Linked DNA regions of Mus musculus: region 2 is linked to region 1. The links are chromatin loops, found by intact Hi-C in ENCODE. Cell type or tissue: gastrocnemius. All regions are shown on one strand.

Evidence for each region. A loop is a pair of places that touch in the nucleus more often than their neighbours do. Peaks named below come from ENCODE experiments on the same cell type or tissue, not always from the same donor. Only the 100,000 strongest peaks of a DNase experiment are listed, where the experiment ranks them.
Region 2: it touches region 1 in a loop (3-fold over the local background); 15 of 42 quality-filtered maps call a loop at or near these places.

Annotation. Positions count from the first base shown.
Region 1 is chr4:119,238,290-119,240,789 of GRCm38, reverse strand. It overlaps P3h1 (prolyl 3-hydroxylase 1), which reads right to left. Exons shown (of 15, transcript NM_019783.2): 5 at 2,005-2,144. Among named protein-coding and RNA genes, the nearest start is that of P3h1, 6.6 kb to the right of the region's middle. In gastrocnemius, a CTCF peak has its summit at 1,491 (motif pointing left); DNase peaks (open chromatin) are centred at 980, 1,284 and 1,450; H3K4me3 peaks cover 630 bases; H3K27ac peaks cover 1,476 bases.
Region 2 is chr4:119,293,358-119,295,857 of GRCm38, reverse strand. Ybx1 (Y box protein 1) reads left to right here and starts at 1,345. Exons shown (of 8, transcript NM_011732.2): 1 at 1,345-1,654; 2 at 2,053-2,116. The coding sequence starts at 1,495. In gastrocnemius, no CTCF peak of the experiment used is centred here; DNase peaks (open chromatin) are centred at 1,265 and 2,109; H3K4me3 peaks cover 2,435 bases; H3K27ac peaks cover 2,107 bases.

The DNA of each region.
Region 1 (2,500 bases):
CAACTGAATTGTGTCTTTTTTTTTTTTTTTTTGAGACAGAGTTTCTCTCTGCAGTCCTGGCTATCCTGGAACTCACTCTGTAGACCAGGCTGTGAATTGTGTCTTGAGCCCTCTTTTCTTCTTGTTATATTTTATTTATTTACTTGGTGTGTTGTGGAGCGTGTGGCCTCCACTGTGCATGTGTGGAGGGCAGGGGACGACTTTGTGGAGTCTGTTATTTACATCCATCCTTTTGTGGGTTCTGTAGGTTGAACTCAGGTTACAAGCTTATGTGGCAAATACCTTTTTTTTTTTTAGAAGATCTTTTGTCAACCATTCTTTTAAGATTTATTTATTGATTTTATGTATATGAGTATACTATAGCTATCTTCAGACACACCAGAAGAGGGCATCAGATCTCATTATGGGTGGTTGTGAGCCACCATGTGGTTGCTGGGATTTGAACTCAGGACCTCTGGTAGAGCAGTCAGTGCTCTTAACCACTGAGCCATCTCTCCAGCCCGGCAAATACCTTTTTTAAAATTAGATTTTTTTATTCTATTTATTCTCTGTGTGTTTGTGTGTATGCGTGCGTGCGTGTGTGTGTGTGGGGGGGGGGGCGGCACTGTGACATAGGTGAGGAGGTCAGAGGACAATTTGTCAGTTTCCTCCTTGTACTGTGAGGGGCCAGAGCTCAAACTCAGGTCACCAGGCTCAGCAGCAAATGCCTTTACCCACTGAGCCATCTGCCATTTTAATTTTGAGACCAGGTCTCACTGCATAACCTTGAACTTGTGATTCTTCTGCCTCTGTTCCCTGAGTGGAAGCTCATGGGCGGAGACTGAACTTCATCTTAAAGACCCTTAGGAGCAGTAGGATTGAGAGCGATCCTATCTGGGTTTTGGGGTCCCCAAGCCCATGTTCTTTCTATTTGGCCACCTGCCACCCCTCAGAATGGCTGGGCTCGATCCGTCCCTGAAGGCGGGCAGCTATAGAATAGCTAAGCTTGGCACTCTGGCATTGCATGTGTATTCAGGGGTGGGGCTTACCCAGAGCTGGGAAACTGAGTCCCTTCCAGGGTCACATCTTTTCCCTGGGTCCCCTACTAGGATCCAAGCAGCAGAAGGAAGAGAGAAAAAGACAGTGCTAAAGTGGAGGCAGTTCAAGGAGGAACACATTAAAGGAGTCCACCCCGTCGGCTACCACAGTCACCCATGAGGAAGGAGTTTAACTGATCGGCTTCCTGCTCCAAATGCCAGAAACCAAGCCACACGTGCTATCCAGCGGGGTGAGCGGTCTGGCCGGGGGCGCAAACCAGTATTAGCTACTCTCGCCTGGGGGAGAGTTCTTCCTGGGGGAGAGTTCTAGGTAAATGTGCTCACACGAGTACATTCCTTCCCTTCTGAGAGACTCTTAATAGGATCCCAGGGAAGGGAAAAAGTATCAACCCAGCAAGACAAAGACTGGAAGGGCCTTCTTAAAGCTAGATGGCCGCCATCTAGTGGACAAGAAGGATAACTACAAGAACGCCAGTCTCAGCTGGGAGGGGCTGACAGTGGGATTATTTTCTTTAGAGACTCAATTCCAGAGCTGTGTGGGAGGAACTGTGGCTTGGCCCTCAGAGTTGAAGTCTGTACCTAAGTTTTCTCCTCATTCTAGAGATGTGGATAATGCTGAGTAATTGAAGAAAGCAGACAATGACAAGGAGAAATGCACTCTGGGACTAAAACAGAAACAGAAAGCCGTGTGAGCAAAACAGACCCATTATGAAGGAAAGAACACTGCCTTTGGGCAAATGGCATCCAGCGTCTAGCTTGGGTGTCAATCAGGGCAGAGAAATCTGTGTGCCAATCCAAAGAATGTACATCGAACTCTAGAGGATTTGGCTCTGCCATGTTCTACAAACTCCTGGTACTCCTTCCCACCCTGAGTGACAAGCTGAGTCCAAGACCGGCCCCACCCCACCCCACCCCATGAGCACTCATCTTCCTTCTGATTGGGTTCAGCCAGAAGCCAGTCTCTCACCTCCCTGGGGCTGATGGAGCTGGCCTCTTCTTCTCCAAGCATGGCTGTGTAATAAGCCAGATTCTGGTGCATCACCTCATCATTGGGAAAGAAGAGGAGGTAGGTCTTGGCACATTCAATAGCTTGTGTATAGTTCCCAACTGCAAAGGAAGAAAAGCAAACGGCCGTGAGGGAAGGGTATAATCCCAGACACCAGCAGCCACTTAGCATCTGGTTTCAGAGAAGCCTTGAGGCCACAATGACAGGACAAAGTAGTATTTTCCACACAACTTTCTAGAAGAGGAAGATTAGAATAGCTGGGAGCCTCCTAGACAGAAGGACCTCTTTAACTCGACGCGGACACACACCATGTACTCTTGGATGTGCTATTCTGGCTGGGACCCAGTAGGTACCCAGTAAACAACTGCTGATTTGCTGAGGGTTTGTTTTTCTGGATATTTTTCGTCCCTTTACCCCTGGAGGAAGACTGGGCCTGCCCTGTGAGCTAGTGTCAACA
Region 2 (2,500 bases), 55 kb before region 1:
AGACTAGCCTGGCCTCGAACTCAGAAATCCGCCTGCCTCTGCCTGCCAAGTGCTGGAATTAAAGGCGAGCGCCACCACAGCCCGTCGGATTTAGCGTTCTTTTTGTATTTCTAGTTCATGCTTTTATTTACTGGGAGCTAGGAGTATGCCACAGTGCTCGTGGGGAGGTCAAGCTACAGCTTACAGGAAGAGGCTATCTTTCTCTTTCCATTATGTGGAGCTGAAGGCAAGAACTCAGGTTTGGCCAAGTGCCTTTACACACAGAGCCATCTCAGGTCCTCTTGTTTCCCCCACTCCCATCCCTTCTCTCTCTGCAGCCCCTTCTCCAAGCAGCAGCCTTTTCTTTCTTTAACGATGCTACTCCTTACTTACACCGCGAAAGCTACACTGCTCACCGGTGATCAGGGGAAGAATCTCAGGTTAAAAACACCTCTGCCCACCTCTGATTCCTACTTCGATTGGTTTCCTTTATTTGCAGTCTCCGTGAGACCCTATCTTTTCTAGGCCTTTGCACAAACCTACCTTTGCCTGAAATGTCACCACCCAACTCTTCCTGCTCCCACTCCCCAAACGCTGTGCTCACCCAACCAAGAAGTGGTGGGCGTTTAAAATTCCACCATCAGAAAGCAGAAACTAACTGGCAAACTACTTCAATCCCCAGTCAATAGTAGATGCGTAATAAAGAATGAATGAAGGTAGGCGGAGGGCTTCAGAAAGAAGGCAGCGTGTGTTTTACAGTGTATAAAAACAAGGATAGCAATCCTTGTCTACAGTGCTTAGTTTATAAAGTCAAAAACCCTAACATCCAATAAATGTGAGGCGAAATTAAATCTGATTTGTGGCCAGTATGAAATACATTTCCTCGGACGCCGGGGGAAACGATCACCCCCGCCCTGAACACGCTGAGTCGTGGCAGCTCCAGCGCCTGCGTGGTCCCTCCAAGGTGACTGGATCACCAAAAGCCTGACCCATTAAGGAGGCCCCGGCGTTCACCCAGCCGTGGGAAGGAGCCCCTTCTAGGAGGCCGGAGTAGGCCCGGCGATCGCGGCCCACGTGCGCGACGAGCGCAGCCCCATCTGGGAACGTTCCCTCTGCGCGTCCTCCCGGTACTCTATGGTGCTCACGGCCGAGGCTCTCATTCTAGTTCCGGTCTCTATGGCGGCGGAGGCCTGAGAAGCTGTGGGTCGGGCGAATTAGTCGCTAAAGATACCAATGAGAGCGCAGGAGCCGCGGAGCGTGAGCCAATAGGCGCTAGAGACCCGGTCAGGTGGTGAGATGGACAACGATGCGGACCAATGGGGGAGGACGAGGGCGGGTCTATCGCGGGGCTTATCCCGCCCGTCCCGCCATTCTCGCTAGTTCGATCGGTAGCGGGAGCGGAGAGCGGACCCCAGAGAGCCCTGAGAGCCCCACCGCCGCCGCCGGCCTAGTCACCATCACACCCGGGAGGAGCCGCAGCCGTCGCCGCCGGCCCCAGTCACCATCACCGCAACCATGAGCAGCGAGGCCGAGACCCAGCAGCCGCCCGCCGCCCCCGCCGCCGCCCTCAGCGCCGCCGACACCAAGCCCGGCTCCACGGGCAGCGGCGCGGGTAGTGGCGGCCCGGGTGGCCTCACATCGGCGGCGCCCGCCGGCGGGGACAAGAAGGTCATCGGTGAGCGCCAGAAGGGACCGGGGATGGGGCCGCGGGCCGGACCGTTAGGCGACGCGGCCCGAGCCACGGACTACGCGGCCGCCCCTCCCCCCCGAGGCCCGCGGCGCGCGCACACCGGGATCCCGCCGCTGCTCCGGCCGCCGCCGCCCCTCCCCCGCGCCCACCCGCCCCGGGGCCTCGTGCTGGGGTCCCCGCCCCGCCGCCTACGCAGCCGGAGGAGCGCGGGCTGCTTCCCCGGCCCTCACGTGCTCGCCTCCCGGGCGCACACCCACCTCGGACCCGCGCTACCCGGCGCACCCACGTGTGCGGCGAGGGCGGCGGCCCGGGCCTGCGGCTAGATCCTGGACCGACTTCCAGGGCCAGCCGGTGATTGGACGTTGTTGTGCTTTGTTTTCCAGCAACGAAGGTTTTGGGAACAGTCAAATGGTTCAATGTAAGGAACGGATACGGTTTCATCAACAGGTGAGATGCCGGGGTGGAAAGCTCGCGTCCGCCTCCTGCATGGGCCAGAGCCACCGCGGGCATGACAGGGTGGGGGATTGGGACCCTGTGTTTCTTCCTTGGGTGACGGGATTAGCGGGTCTGTAGACTCGCTTTGTGTTGCTGTTAAGTACCGATCTTGAGCTAGCCTCAAAAAGCTTTGGCACAAAGCAGGTCAAGGCAGGCGCGTCGCATGAGCCATGCCTTAACAGTTACCTTGCATCAAACTGAGGCAACTCCAGGCTAAGCACGCTTTTAACCTTGACATCCCTTTCTGCTTTGAAATTGCTATGTAAGAATGTGACCCGCTAATTAACATACAGGTGATCTTTCACCTTGTTAACCTCTCGGGGAACGGGATTTGAC